Linked DNA regions of Mus musculus: region 2 is linked to region 1. The links are chromatin loops, found by intact Hi-C in ENCODE. Cell type or tissue: left cerebral cortex. All regions are shown on one strand.

Evidence for each region. Hi-C counts contacts between places; a loop is a spot of excess contacts. Peaks named below come from ENCODE experiments on the same cell type or tissue, not always from the same donor. Only the 100,000 strongest peaks of a DNase experiment are listed, where the experiment ranks them.
Region 2: it touches region 1 in a loop (3-fold over the local background); 13 of 42 quality-filtered maps call a loop at or near these places.

Annotation. Positions count from the first base shown.
Region 1 is chr9:37,426,727-37,434,726 of GRCm38, forward strand. Robo3 (roundabout guidance receptor 3) reads right to left here and starts at 6,449. Exons shown (of 28, transcript NM_001164767.1): 1 at 6,116-6,449; 2 at 2,762-3,088; 3 at 2,309-2,466; 4 at 1,264-1,384; 5 at 1,029-1,167; 6 at 652-779; 7 at 300-424. The coding sequence starts at 6,275. In left cerebral cortex, CTCF peaks have their summits at 1,941 (motif pointing right), 4,014 (motif pointing right) and 5,488 (motif pointing right); DNase peaks (open chromatin) are centred at 3,241, 4,080, 4,969, 5,492 and 2 more places; H3K4me3 peaks cover 2,122 bases; H3K27ac peaks cover 2,903 bases.
Region 2 is chr9:37,633,228-37,641,227 of GRCm38, forward strand. Siae (sialic acid acetylesterase) reads left to right here. Exons shown (of 10, transcript NM_011734.4): 7 at 394-527. Among named protein-coding and RNA genes, the nearest start is that of Tbrg1, 20 kb to the right of the region's middle. In left cerebral cortex, a CTCF peak has its summit at 3,301 (motif pointing left); DNase peaks (open chromatin) are centred at 3,021, 3,268 and 3,910; H3K27ac peaks cover 583 bases.

The sequences.
Region 1 (8,000 bases):
TTTGGGGGAGGAAAAACCTTAGCTAGATTTCTACTTTCAAGACAGCACTGGTCAACACATAAAGATTCTCTCAGAACTTGCCACTCGAATTGCTCGGCCCCACCTAACATATTGCTGCATTATCACTGAATTGTCCAAGTGCCCAAATGCTCCTGGCCTTTTTATCTTCATTGTTTTATTTGCCCCTCTCAACCTGCAAGAGTTTCTGGGACAGGAAACTGAGAGAGAAGTTTACAAAAAGTGGAGGGAGAGAAAGATCCAGAAGGAAAATTGGTCAGCGCTTTGGAATGAGCACCTACTTGACTCCCTTCCTTCTGCCAGAAGATGGCAGGTGGAGGGTTTCCTTTGGTCTCACATTGGAATGACACGTTTGCTCCGGGAGCTACTGTCTGGTTCTGGGGCTTAGTCACAAATTGTGGTGGGACTGGGAAGAAGAGAGACAGAAAAAGAAGCCGGATTCAGTGGTAGGGAAGTCGGTAGGGAAGCCCAAAGCTAGATTAATTGCTCAGATCTCTTTGGTTTTATCGTTTCTCTCTCCAGAAGTATCTCATGTGATCTCCCCATGCCTCCGGTTCTGCCCTCTCTCCCCCATTCTCCTCCATCACCACCCCTCATTTCACCCCTGCAAGCTGACCCAGGAAGAGCCCTCACCGTGAACACTGAGGGAGCCAGATGCCTCTGCGCGGCCCACACTGTTCTCTGCTACACACGTGTACGTCCCCTCGTCTTCAGAGCTCACTTGGTCGATCCAAAGGCTGTGGTCACTCCGAATCTCATACCTGCTCCACTCCCCACACCAAGCTGGGTTGGCCACAGCTACAAACCCCGTCTCTCTCCCCCAGAACAAACACCAGGGTCAAGATAGGCAAGGGGCGGTTCAAATGGTACAGAAGAAGATGGCACCCACTATATGAAGTAAGTTTAGCCAGGGATCGGTAGTTCTGGGAAATAAATTTCTCTATGCCATGGCCAGGTAGGGTCTGGGGTTCCTGGGTTCCCTCTGTTGTCAAAAGGAGGGGGCTTCTCACCTGCCCGCGGGCAGCTCCCCATCATCCTTGCGCCAGTGTAGATTGGGCTGGGGATCTCCCTGCACCTCACACAGGAAATTCACAGGGGCATCAGCCAGGACAACCTGGTTTATTGGTCTACGCAGAAATGAGGGACGCTCTACAGAGTAGGAGCCATTGAACTGTCAGGGGTACTGCACAGCTACTTCCTCACTGGGCTACACACTCCCATAACTCCAAAATGCCCGGTGCCTACCCAGTACCACAAGTTCAGCTGCCCCACTCTCTCGTTCTCCAGCCATGTTGGAGGCTACGCACATATACATGCCAGCATCACTCTTGAACGTGTGTGACATCATCAGCTTTCCTCCACGTATCTGGGGAATAACAATGGTAAAAATTGGTCCTTTACAGTCAAAATGTTTGTGATTGGTCCTTTACATCAAAATGTTTGTGAGTGTGTGCATGCTTGTACGTGTGTGTACATGTGTATGTAAATTTTACTTGGTTCCTTATAGTAAGCTAATGAAGTTGATTCATGTATCAGATATGGGGGCTTTGGGGCATCATGGTGTTCTCTCTTGACTTTTTTTTAGGAGAGGGGTGCTCTAGAACTCATTTTGTAGACCAGACTGGCTTTAAATACAAGGATCTGCCTGCCTCTGCCACCCAAGTGCTGGGATTAAAGGTATGCACCTACATACCCAGCTCTTTCCACAAAAAAACAAAAACAAACCTGAATTCTTTACTTAGTAGCTTAATTTCAGATCGTCTTCTGTACAGTACCAAGACATTATTCATAGGTCTCAAGTCCCTTAAGACTAGTGGTTCTCAACATTCCTGATGCTGCAATCCCTTAATGCATACAGTTTCTTTAAGATTTATTTATTATTATACATAAGTACCCTGTAGCTGTCTTCAGACCCACCAGAAGAGGGCATCAGATCTCATTATGGGTGGTCGTAAACCACCATGTGGTTGCTGGGATTTGAACTCAGGACTTTCGGAAGAGCAGTCAGTGCTCTTAGCCACTGAGCCATCTCACCAGCCCACATATAGTTTCTTATGTTGTGGTGACTCCCAACCATAAATTTTTTTTGTTGCTACTTCATAACTGTAATTTTGTGATTGTTATGAATTGTAATGTAAATATTTGATATGCAGAATATTTGATATGCAGCCCCAAAGGGGTTACAGCCCATAGGCTGAGAAGCACTGTCTTAGACTTCCTCCTTTGAGGCATGTCCTAGACTCATTGCCTACATGTATGTGAATGTGTACACACATACACACACACTCACGGTGATCCTTCCCTCCTCTTCCTTAAGCTTTATTTTGCCTTTCTTCCAGGTCACCAAAGGCTCTGGGTGACCCTTAGGGGGCACACATTCCATTACAGCTGGCTCCCCCACCGCTACCACCACGTTCCCAGGCGATTGCCGGAAATCATCACGGAGGACTGAGAATAGAGAAGGGACCATGGGGAGAAAGGTCAGAAAAATAAACAAGGTAGAATGATGTTAACAGGAGCTGAGTGTCATAGAGGGGGTCACAACTGACCCGGTTTCCTGAAATACCAAGTCAAATCTACTTCCTCCCCCATGGTCAAGGTTTGGTGTTAGAGACCAAAGGTCTCTGTCCCAAAAAAGACGTTCATTGGGCTGACCCCACTCCACCCCGCCCCCAGGCCAACTTTCTGTTGGCCTTCCGGAGTGCCCCAGGTTCTAGAAGCATCAGCTGACGAACTCTCTTACCAGCTACTTCCAGAGAGGCGTTTCTGCTAGCCGCTGCTCCCAGGTAGTTGCGAGCCACACAGGTGTAGACACCCTCGTCAGGCCGAGAGCGACGCCCGTGCACAATGCGGGGAAAGAAGAGGGCGCCGCTGGGCAGCAGCAGACGGTGAGCACGCGGATCCTCCCGTGCAGTCGCCACACGCGCCCCATTCTTGTACCACTCGATGTTGGGTCGAGGCCGGCCTTCTGCACGACAGGGCAGAGTAGCCGGCTCGCCCCTGGAAACCACCAGATCTGGCGGCTGCTCCACGATGCGTGGCATGGCATCTTCTGGCCCAACTCTTGACCCTGGAGAAGAAGGTAACTCCAAGTACCCAGGCAAAGCAACTGGGGGAAGACCAGGTTTGCTCTGAAGAGTAAGAGAACCCTCTGCCTCACTCATCTCCCATGCTTCCTTTGCTAGAGAGTCATCTACATCACATCGGCCCACCAGTCCTCCTGCTCTGTAGGCTCTGGTAACGCCTTAGCCTGGAACAACGGAACCGCCCTCAGATAGGCAGATCTATAGAAGGATCCGGGCACAAACTCCTAGGAAGGTTTTCTGGGCCTTCTTGAGATCCAGGCCTCATTTCTTGACTAGTGAGCGATGACTGAGCATGCTTTGGTGAGGAACCTGTACCCTAGCAAGTTGATTTGCATTCACACACACTGGATCGCATATAAGTCTTCCTCAGTGAGCAACCAACCATGCATACCGTACCGTAGCAGACACTAGATTATTCATCTCTGATGATCTCTGCTCCCACAGATGAAATGGACAAAATTAATTGTCCTGGATTCTTCGTATAAAAAAAGGTGTTAAGGGCTGGGGCTAAGACTAGAAAAGTTCTTAATTTGAATGCTATGAAGCCCCAGGCAATCACGGTTTTTTCCCCCCCTATTTCCAGGAATCCTGTGAAGTCACAGAAATTAAATATGGTGGAAGTGGAAATTTGAGTGGCGCTGCTTTTCCTGAAAGGTACAGTTTTAAAAATCAAGAAATTCCTTTCCTCCCTAGCTCTCTTGAAACTATTTCTCTGTACATTCCGCCCCTGTCTTTCTCTTGTCCTACAGACCTCCTTCCTGAAGCTGGGTCATCTCCTGCCTCAGGTTTGGGACCCAGGTGTCATCCTCACCCACAAATGTTCCCATGCCTCCATGTATCCTCATTCTCGCCTATGCAGAAGAGTTAAATACTGAGCTCTCAGTCAGACCTATTCGCTTCTGCCAGTAGGCGGCGCTGAAGCCTTGCACAATCTGGTGTCCTTAAATAACCAGTGACTCTTGGGCGCATCTGTTCTGCGGCTCTCTCTCGCCCCCACCCCGCCTACCCTGTTCCAATATCCTCAGAGACCTCTTGGTTCTAGGCCCAGTGGGGGATTAGGTTTCGTTTCTTGCCCTTCCTTTTAAGAGTTCTGGTATAGAGAATGCTGGGGCGTGGCGGGTGCAGGCTCCACCCTGGTCGTTGATTTGATTGCTCAGTGTAAAATCAGTTTCTCTCCCACGTATGGAAGAGAATAAACTTCTCAGTCTTTTCCCTTCCAGATAGATGGAAGGATGTCTGCTGCTCAAGCATCTCTTTCCTCCGTCCCATCCCAATCCTGTTTTGGAAACACTCCACTGAGAGAGGCCCCTGGAATGGTTAGAGCCCAGGTTTTGGCTTCGAAATGCTCTGAGCTAGAATCTCAGATTTGACACTTCCCAGAGTTAGTAAGCTGGACATCTTATTTAACTGCAGCCCGTTGGTGGCCCATGCCTGTAAGCCCACTGCTCTGGGTGTGGAGGCGTCTAAGTTACATAGTTAGGCTAGGTCTCAAAAAACAAAAAGGTTCAGGTCTCTAAATTTCACTTCCTTATCTGCAATGTGGGAGTTCAAAACCCCCAAAAAGATGCAAGGCACAACAGTAGCTATGACAAGTTTACCATTACTTAATATCCTTTCTTCTCCAGCACTTTAATGTGGTTCCTACAGTCTCTACCTGAATGAGACTTTAGGCTCTAGTATTTCTAAACCCATCCCATCTCCACTTCAAAAACCTCTCATATGTGATAAAAATACACTTTAAGTTCCCTGCTGCCAAGATCTTGCTCTATGCTTTTGTGGTCACTGCCCTATTCTTTATCCTCCATAGCTGTTTTTTTGTTTTGTTTTCCCTAGTGGCAGTGTGTAGTGACCAACAACCATCGTCCCTCCCTGACTTTTCAAGCTTAAATGAAAAGATAGATGTCTGGTATAAAGCTCTAGGTGAGTAAAAAATCCGAGAAAATAACTGCTTGGTCTCTTGGGACTCCTCAAAGGTGGCAAGACTGGAGAATCTCAGCCCTCTTCAAACTCCTTCCACACAACACCCTTCTGATCCACGCTTTCCCTCTAATTCCTGCAGACACAGCCGAGGGCTCTCTTTCCCTGGAATTTCTTCCCTGTCATTCCTGGTCTCCAGAGATGCTTCGACAGCAGCCTAATGAATAGCTAATGGCCATGCAAATAGGGCTCTGGGGCTCCTCCCTTGCACCTGAGTACGGGGGGGGGGGGGAGAGAGAGAGAGAACGAGAGAGAGAGAGAGAGAGAGAGAGAGAGAGAGAGAGAGAGAGAGAGAGAGAGAATCCTTTCATCTTTTAGAGACTGCAAAGGTGGACCATGTCCAGAGTCCGGGGCCCTAGCCTAAGTTGGGCAGAGGCTTCCAGAGGGAGAGTTCCTGACGTAGCCAGCAGGGAGCGCGATCAGGCCTCTCTCCAGACTGCCTGCAGCGCTCAGGGGGGGCAGCGCTGTCTCAAGTTATTTATTAATCACTGTAATTAGCAGTAACGACCTCGCCATCGCTCTGCCAGGCTGGGTCAGCTGTGAGTCTCACTGGGGATACAAACTTAATACTAAGTTTCCTTGAGAAGATTGCTGACTTTGACCCTCCGCGTAAAAACACCTACAAAGTTGGGGGCTTTCCCACCCTTGCTCTGAGTGAGGTTTTTGAAAACTTTAGGTCCTGGAAGTGGCATCTGCTACTTGGGTGGATCACCTAGTGCCCGGTTTAGCCTTGGCCGACTGGCGACATCGTGCCCTGGTCTAACCTTCCTTCTTAGCTTGGAACTTGCCCTTTACATTTCTCCCACCTGGGGTGGGTGTGGTAGGTGGATAGTAGGAGAGATGAGGAGAAAGGGGCTCAGCAGCCCTCCACCACAGGCAAATACACCAACTCAGACGCTCCTTTGGGACCCCACTTCCCAGGAGGGCCCTGACAGGCGCCCCTGGGTCCTGGAAAAGGAGACCTTCCGTCTTCCCTTCCAAGCAGCCCTCTCATCCCGATCTCCAAATCTAAGGTCCCCATCGAACAGTCTCACCATTGAGAGAGGGATCTCCAGGAGGAAGCAGACTAGGGTTGAGCGCTGCCAGCGAGGAGTTGAAGCCGAAGAGTAGCTCGCTGGAGTTGGAGATGTCCCTGGCCAGGGAGTCCGCGAACAAGTTCATCTGTAGTAGTGTTTTAAGCAGGTAGCGCAGCATAGCGCAGCCCGCCTGGGTCTTGGGCAGGGGCCTCGGAGCCCAGCCCTTGGGTCTGGGACCCGCGGGCCGGGAGCCGTAAGCCCCTCCACAGCCTTTGCGCGCTGCGGCAGCCACGATGCCGCTGTCCTGCAGGCGTGCCTGGGTACCGGCCGTGCCTCTGCGCGGGCTGTCCTCCTTCGCTGGTTCTTCTCTCCACCCCCCCCCCCCCCAGTGCCAGAATCCCCTGGGAGCTGGGCGGGCGGAAAGCAGGTGCCACTCGGATCACGCCGTAATTAAGGGCTTAATCCGCCTTCCTCCATATCCCCACCTCCACCAGGATGGCCACTAACAGGGCCGCGCGCAAGTTAGAGTCCCCGCCCCACACTCCTCTCATCAAATGTTGCTCTGAACCTGGCGGGAGAGTCTCTCTCTCTCTCTCTCTCTCTCTCTCTCTCTCTCTCTCTCTCTCTCTCTCTCTCTCTCTCTCTCTCCCCCAAGACGCGGACTGAGCCTCTGTCAGACTCAGCCCTTCTTTCTAAAATTATAGCAGGAATTATTTCCTTTCTCGGACGTCAGGGAAACTGAGGCATTGGGAGAGCAGACACTGTTGAGCTCTCAATGTCCCAGCTTCCAGTGCCTTTCAAATTCTGGGTCCTGGAAACGTGAGCGCAGGGTGCTAGGATACCTGGGAGTGGGGGTGGAGGGGAAGAAGAGAATTCCACCGCTGGATCACCTCTCGCCCCACGTGCGCGTCCGATTCCTCCTAATCCTGTGGCTTGCCACTAGGAACCCACAGGGATACAGAGATCCAACTTGACCTGGAGTCCTGCTCCAGATGCGCCCCCCCCCCCGCCCCGTCAGGAAATCCTGCCGGGTGCTCAGAACTGAGTAAAATTGGAGGAGACCCCGAGAATCCAGGCAGCACGCACCTATTAGCATAGTGCATTGCTCCACTATGACGTGTTTTAGGAAGTTGTTTGACAGTTTTGAAGAGACCAAAAGTCTAGAACAAAGGAAGCAAAGTGTCACAGACCGGGTGAATGCCAAATTGTGTGAAACTGCTGGAACCAGATAACAGCTGTTTATCCTCCCGGTCGGGGTGAGGTGGGGTGGGGTGTGCAACAGGAAAACCAAAGCCCCGGTTCTGTCTCGAATAGGGGTTATTTTAGCCTTGGAGATGTTGCAGCCAACCATCTTTGCTTTTGCCCCTCTCCTGCACACACTTTCTCTAGACTGGAAATGATGTTGAATGTGGAGCAAGAGACCGTGGCTTTCCCATCCTGTAGGTTCTGTGGACAAGTAAGTGTTTGGATTGCTCTTAGGCTATGTAATCGTGCAGCGGCTGCTTCTGATATGTAAGGGGACACCTGCACAGGAAGACAGCTCAGAGCGCTATATGCTACTCAATTCCAGGGTGGAAGATGAAGCTGTGGCAGATTCCAAACCAAAAGCAGGTCAAGAGTAGAGGAACATGGCCCCACCAACCAGTTTGTCTCTACAATCCAGTGTCCTGCCCACGGAATTCTGGGGGCATTTAGTGCTTCGGAGTCCTCGGTCCAGGACCAGAGAGCTCAAGGTGGGATGAACTAAATGGTGAGGGCTGATGGGGCTCAACAATCCCACGGGACTTAGAGCCCTGGGAGCTGACACATCTGTGGGTGCTGAACTGGGTCCCTGGTGCATCCACCGAAGACAAAACCTGGGCAGATCTTGAGAATGGGGTAGGCTAGGGCACTAAAGAGATAG
Region 2 (8,000 bases), 210 kb after region 1:
GTCTCCGATTTGTCCTTGGCTACCTGCTAAGTTATCTGGTGTCTGGAGGACATAGGATGGCTGACTCTCATATTCATCAACTGGGGACAGTGTGCTGGACATTGTGATTCTCAGGTGGCCTGATCTTTAGCAGGTTGGCTCACACTTGGAGTTCATTTCTATTGTGGTAGAAGAGTTCCAGGAACATCTAGAGAGAGCCAAGCCCAAAGACCAGCTTTAGAAGCTTCCACTTTTGTACCATGCTTGCTGAAGCCTCTGACACCTGAGGGCATGGAAGGCCACTACCTCAGGGGATGGATGTGGTAGAAGAAGATGGAGGGTATTTTAAGAAACCACACCAAACTCCTCTACCAATTTTGGTGTTTTTTTGATTTTTGTTTTTTTTTTTTAAAGGAGAGTCCAATGCGGATTATAACAGGGACCTGTACACCTGCATGTTTCCTGAACTCATTGAAGACTGGCGCCAGACCTTCCACTACGGCTCCCAGGGTCAGACAGATCGTTTCTTTCCATTTGGGTTTGTCCAGGTATGTATTCAGAGGATACATATTCAGTGTTTGGAGTTTATGGGCTTGTGTGGAGAGTGTGGACTATGTACATGTCTGTACTGGGATTTGCAGCCCAACATTTGTCCAAACAGCATGTCCTGGCGCTGAGCTGTATATTAATTTCTATGAACTTACTGATGAGATGATTATATCTTCAAAATGTTAATAAATAACGAATCTTTCTTATAAAAGCACCCCAGTTTCACTTGAAAGATTTTAAAAGGCAAAACAAATACCCAAACAAAAACCAAATCAAAAAACAGTCCCAACTACTACCACCACAAAGCTAAGACCATTGAGAACTCAAGAAAAAAAAGACTTTTGTTTGTGCGTAGTTGTTTTTTTCTCTTCGTATATTATTGTAAGCCTTTTTCATGCCAATAAATATTATTCTTCAACATGATTTGTCATGATTGCAAAGTATTCTGAAATGTGGATGCATTGTAACATACTTAAATGAGTTCTTAATGGATGGGTACTAAGTGGTTTTCGTTATTTTGCTTTTACAAACCGTGGCATGTTATTTTCCTGACAGCAGATTTCTTGTAGTCTAATTATTGCCGTAAGATAAATTCCCAGAAATGGAATTGCTGGGTCAAAAGATAAAACCTTCTCAAAGGCTTTGTCAAATCCCCATTTTTTTTTGTTAAAATTATGAATTTGCATAACTGTGCCTTTAGCAACTGTGTGTAAGAATGGGGACGGTCCCATGTTGAACAGGGTTGTGCATTTCCTTGGCTGACTCAGGCTGGCTCTGCTGCATTGTTAGACCTACTAACTAACTGATTGACCAAACTACCATGTTATCTCCATACCCTCCAGAATTGACCATATTTATATGTCCTTTGTTTGAAACAATTTTTCTTTCTTACACTTTCCTAGGTCTTTGCTTGGATCTAAGGGAACTACTTGTGATTATTCAGTATGGGTTAGGTGCCCTTTCCTCAGATAATCTTGTAATATCTTATGCTTTCGTTTTGTTTACATGTGAGTCATATAGGTGGCTATGTTTTTTTGGGGTCAGGTTTGTATTCCTAGTATGTAGTTGGTTAGCATCAATGATGGCTTACAACACAATATGAAAGAACACTGTCAGGAGAGGAAGCCCTGCATCTGGTTACAGGCTAGTCAGAAGGATTGTATGTTCATCCTTAGACAAAAGGAATAAATACATGGGCCAAGTTCAAAATTAAATTCATGAAATATCTAATGCTTAGACTTTCTAGCTGAGTGGTAGTTCTTGTCTTTTATGGAATAGGAAATTACACAATTAAGGTGTTAGGAAAAAAACGCCCAACCTTCAGTAGAATGGCCACTGTCATGGCTTAGGTATTACCCTGTGACCATTGCAGATACTTTCTATTCACTACCCTCTGTCTCTTGTACCTCATATATATATATATATATATAATTTTTTAACCATACTCCTCCTTAAGAAGGCTTCTGTGTATATGTGTTTGTGTGATGTATGCTTATGTGTAATTTTGTGTGTGTGGTATGTGCTTGTATGGTGTGTGTGTGTGTATATGTGTATTTATGTGGTCTGTGTCTGTATGCTGTGTGTTTGCGTGGTGTGCATTTGTGTATATACCACAGTGTGCATGTAGAAGTCAGAGGACAGGCACCCAGTCCTCATCTTCCTCCTTGTTTAAGACAGGGTTTCATTGCTTACCACTGCAAACACCAGGCAAGCGGGTCTACATGTTTCTGGGGGACTTTCTTGTGTGGGCTTCCCATTTTGTTACAGAAATGCTGGGATTACTGATGTGTGCCACCTATCCTGGCTTTATGTAGGTTGGGTGGATCTGAACTTGTCTTAATGCTTTTGTGGGAAATGTGTACTGACCCATCTCCCCGGCCACTGTGCCCTGTTTCCCAGAAAGGGTTTTTGTTGACTTTCTTCCACCTAGCATGGCTTAATGACTTACTTTCTTTTTTTACATGTACTTGTTGTTTGAAGGTGACTATGTAGTTCGTATGAAAAATATGCACTTGGATGCATATAACCATGGCATCTGGTCTTTTAAATTTGACAGTTTGCAGAAGCCTCTTACCCTTTAGCCTTAACTTTATCACCAACAAAAATATGCTAGTTACTTTTTATATTACCATATGTATTTATATAAGTATGTGGATTCAAAGGGAAACACCCAATATGACAACTCAAGATAGTGTGGTACAAGGTCTGGGACTGGAGTTACACATCTGGGATTCCTACTCTTTGAGCTGTGTAATTGTGAACAAACATCTTTCTTATTTTAAGTATTGCATGACTTAATCTATGTGAAAACATGCTGGGTGCTAGCATTTATTATTGTTGTAAGAAGTCAGGACATTTGCAGGGAGAGCTGTCTTGTTAGGAAAGATGACAGATGGTGTTTGAAGTAATGCAGCGGTGAGATCACAGTTAGAAATTCAGGACTGGAGCCCATGGAAGAGACCATGGCTGGTGGGGCACTCAAGAGTTACTGATAGACAGGTGGCTGGAAGCATGAGGGAAGGAAGATCTGGAGGCCGGGTTTAAAAGGGATCTTGGAGGAACAGATTGAAAACTTCACTAGTATTTGTAACATCTTTTGAATGTGACCAGTTTTGTGGGTTTTTTTTGTTTGGCAGTTACATATCTTCATTAGTCTTCGTATTTGTAAGAAGCACCATGGGAGGTTGAACCAAGCTTCTTCGCAGTACTTCAGATTAGGAAAAAAACACAAGCATTTCATTTGGGTGTGGAGTATGCTGGTGCCCCCACGTGGCCAGGGTGCAGCAGTGCCGTCTGGACAATTAAGGGAATTCTCAGTCAACTGCCATTTTGAGGAAAGGACTTTTTGACTTTGAGGGTCGATTGTAGTGGGTCTTTGTGTTGAACTTTAGGCTGTTTCTAGTGACTTTGTTGGTTCGTTCCTATTATGTCACTTGCTGGTGACTCGGGTTCCACTTGCAGTCCTTGCATTGAAAGAAGATGGATTACTCATTAGATCTCTCTCTCTCTCTCTCTCTCTCTCTCTCTCTCTCTCTGTGTGTGTGTGTGTGTGTGTTGGTGCAGGTGCATGCACTTATATGTAGAAGACCATAGGACAACTTTGGGTATGGTTGGTCATGTGCTATCCATCATTTTTTGAGATCAAGTCACTCATTAGCCTGGAATGTGGTCTCTGTTTCCACAGTGCTGGGATGTGATTTCTGGTGATCAGACTTTCCATGCAAGCCCTGTATTGGCTGAGCTGTCTCCTCAGCCTTATTCTTTTAGTTTTTATGAGATTCTGGTGTGAAGCACAGTTTGTCATTTCCTATGTTAAGACAGATTTGCATGCTGAATCTTAACAAGAGAACTGGAATGTTCCTTTAATTCTGTGCCATAGTCAAGGCTGTGGCTTGTCACTGTTTCAGCTTTCTGTTTTCCTAATGTCACACTCGTCACTCACGAAGCAGAAAACATCTTTAAAGTTTCTTCTGGCCATGTGATGATATGAGGCTTTTTTTTTCTTCTGGGCAGCAGGATGAGTAAGACTGGATAGAACAGTCTGTGTAGCTTCCCTGATGGGGTCAGACGTTTTGAAAGAGTGTCAAACGACAATTTGGATGCTGGCCAGACTGTGGTCTGATTTACTGTTAGATCGTGTTTGTAAGAGAGACAGAAAGTAGGTGGATGTCTTCCATTGGCTGGAACTAGGACTGGGAAGAAGGTGCTGTCTAAATCAAAGAACAGTGTGCTCGTAGGAACCAAAAAACTAAGAAAGTAAGAAATAGCAGGAAATACTGTGTCACAGTAGTTGTAAGGTTTTTTTTTTCTTCTTTTTTCATTTGATCTTTTATTATGGTATACTAGTTATATATAATGATAGGTTTCATCAGGATATTTTCTTCATGTACATAAGCAATTTGGTCACATTCACCCCATTACTCTCTCTTGTCCCCTCTCCCTCTTGCTAATCCTGCTTCTCTTTCCAGGTAGCTCCTCTTCATGTCATGTGTGTGTATGAGTGTGTATGTGTGTGAGTGTATACTTGTGTGTCTGTCCATGTCCCAATGCGGTATCATGGGTGCAGGTTTGCTTATCGGAGCTTGGGTACCTTACCAGTAGCTACATCACTGGAGGAAATGTCTCTCCTTATCAACTGTTAACTACATATAAATCCTCAGTGGAGGAGCAGGGGTGGGGGTAGGAGTCCATGAGCCCCTCCCACTTTCATGATATTGTTGACAAGCCCAGTCTTTTACAGCTTTTATGCAGGTAATCACAGACATAATGAGTTGTGAGTTCCAGTATAACTCACATATAATGTAAGGGTATATGTATCCTTAGATACACACATAGAGTGTATCATCTTAGAATTCTTCCTAACCTGCTTCAGTATCCACATGGCTTGCTCTCTCTTGTTTATTTTGTTCATTGGCTATATCTCTCCTCTGGAATGTGATCTTGTAAAATTTTTGCCTTTTTTTTTTTTTTGTCTGTGTTAGAATCAGAAGTTAGTGGTCCATTCCTCTAAAGGTATACCCTTCCTTTGACTTTTACATTCTTCTCTGCTTCTTCCTCAATGCTCCCTGACCTTTGGAGGGATTCATACAGTCATTGAATTTATGCTTGGCATTCAATAGCCATTTGTTCTCAGTACTTTGACTAGGTCAAGAATCTTCCAGGAGCCTCTGTTCTTTGCAGGCTAAGGGGCATATCAACTTTCAGCATGAAGTAGTTAGTCTTACTGCTCACTGTCTAGAGTCTAGCACTTACCCTCACTGCTCCTTCACTAGCCAAGACTCCCATTGACTTAGTGTCTCTTATCAGAGCCTTCCAAACCCTCCTTGCTTCTACCTTGACTCTTTAGGACATTCTCAGAGTATCAGTCAAGGTTCCAGGGTCCCCCCTCTCCCATTTGAGTGGCAGCTGATGCTAACAAGGCCAAGTATGCTTTGCTCCCATCACCTCCTGACCTTACTTCTCAATGCTCTCTACCTATTCCATTTGACTCATACTGGCCGCCTAATTTTTTTTCCTTACATACACTAGGCGTACTCTGACTTTAAGTTCTTTAATTCTTTTTTTCCTGCCTGCAAAGTGTTTATTTTCTATTGCTACATAGTACTATATTTAGCAGCTTAAAACCATCCAACATATATTTATTTATTATCTCGCAATTCCCATGAGTGTGATGTGAGCTGGGACACAGATGGCTTAGCTACAGCCTCTGCTTGTGGTTACAGAAATGGTGTCTGGCAGAGCTTGAGTCTCCTCTGAGACTTGGGGTTCTTGTTTAACTCCCATCATTGTTGGCAAAGTTAATTTTCTTGAAGCTGCAATAGGACTTATGGCAGTCAGATTTCTGAAGGGCAGCAGGGCCACTCCATGGCACCAGACCTTGTCTGAAAGGCATCCCTGACTTGGTCAGGCTCACCAAGCTTCCCTCCTTTTTGGTGATCTTGAAGCCAACTGGTTAGCAACATTACATCTGCAAAGGCATTCTTTGCCGTGTTACAGGATGTAATCATAGGAGTAACATCCCATTACCATAGTCTGTTAGTGAGAAGCAAGCTTCAGGTCCCCATCACAAAGGATGTAATATCATATAAGGATATAAGGGTCATATAAAGGTCAGAGTGTATCATCTTAAAATTCTTCCTAACATGCTTCAATAGCCACGTAGCTTACTCTCTCTCTTTGTTGTTGTCTTTGTTCAGCCCCAGAACTCTCTCTTTTCTATAATATATATGTAATATGCATATTACATATAATATATATTTTTCAGTATATCTATTATTTTCTTGATGGTAAAGTGAGTTATCACTTTTGTCTTATTTTGTTCATTAGTCATGTCTCTCCTCTGGAATGTGATCTTGTAAAAAATTTGCAATTTTTTTTCCCTATTCTATCTTCTTGGTGAGGTTGGTGCCTGAGTCAAGTAAACATTTGTTGAGAGGATGACTGAATGGACTGACTGATACTACCCTAGCTGTTGATCCTTCACAGGCTCTTTCTGGAACAATATTTTCTGTACATTCTGGTTGTCTTTGGTGAGTTGCCCTAGATCCCCAAAAGTTAATCCAAATGTTATTGATTCTAAGCTATGCACGTAATGCTTTCTCTTGAGTCCTGTGTTTGTCTGGCCCTGTTGGTTTGTTTAATTTCTGAGCATCCTGTTCCCATTATTACTCCACTAGGGTGCTTGCATATGTCTATGTCTATGTCTATGTCTATGTCTATGTCTATGTCTATGTCTATGTCTATGTCTATGTCTATGTCTATGTCTATGTTGTCTATTTCTATAAATATTAAGCCTTTTGCCACCGTAATGAGTTCCTGAGACAAGTCAACTTAACAGGAGAACGGCTTGTTTTGGTCAGATTGCAGTCTGTATCTAGGTGGTCCTGTTGTCATCATTATGGGGTATGTGTCAGAGAAGCCTGTTCACTTTATGGTACCTGGAGGTTGGGGGAAGAGACTGGCAGTTTAATATTCACTTTGAAATCAACTTCCCAGTGATTTAACTTCCTCCTAGTAGGCCCCATCTCTCAAAGATACTTTTACCTCCTTTCCAGCACCATGGACTGGGGACCAATTCTTCAATATGCACTTTTGTGGGTACTCAAATTCTAATTCTAACAAACATCACAATGCTTCATGGGCAGCCAGTTTCTCTGTCCAGTCACCATGCTGTCTTTACAATTTACCTTTACTATGTCAAGCAGTTTCAGTGACACTCATTGAACTGAGATTCCTTTAAGGCTGACCATTTTAAAGTTCTCCGCTGAGCCACAGGGCTCGGTAGCCACCATATACTCAGTGGCTCCCATCATTCACAGAATCAAACAGCAACAGGGTTCATACACTTGGCCAGCTGTCCTTCCAACTTTGCATTTCCCTCATAACCTCCCCTGTCCCAGGTAGACTGCACCCTCTCTCAAAACAGCAGTTCTTCTTCAAGAACTGCTTCTCAAAAGAAACAGTTCTTCATCCAAGCAGGGCTCCTTGGATAGTTAGTTTCTCATATGTTTTTTTTTTTGCCTGTGTTTTTTTTTAAACTTCTAAATATATTATGAGGCATGCCTTTGTACAACGGTAATCACTGTCTATTTGAAATATAAACTCAAATTGCTGTACCACCAATTTAGCTTTCAATCCATACCATTTTATGTAGTTACAAATTTATTTTGTTATGCTCAGATCTGTCCCTCCAGCAGAGCTTTTCAGCTTTGTAAGCACTGGTATCAGCTACATTGACACTTCCAAATTCCATGGTTCAGAATAATCTTTATGTTATAGTTCACATACCAGAGGAACTGGAGTTTGGGTGATCTTGTTTGTGCCTGCCAGGGCTCCTTAAAATACCTCTTGGGCTTAGTTGGAGCTCAGCTCCAGATGAAGCAGAACTGGGCTTGTTAGATGGACAGTTCTGTTCTACAGCTGTCCTAATTAGGGTTGCTATTGCTGTGATGAAACACCATGACAATAAATAA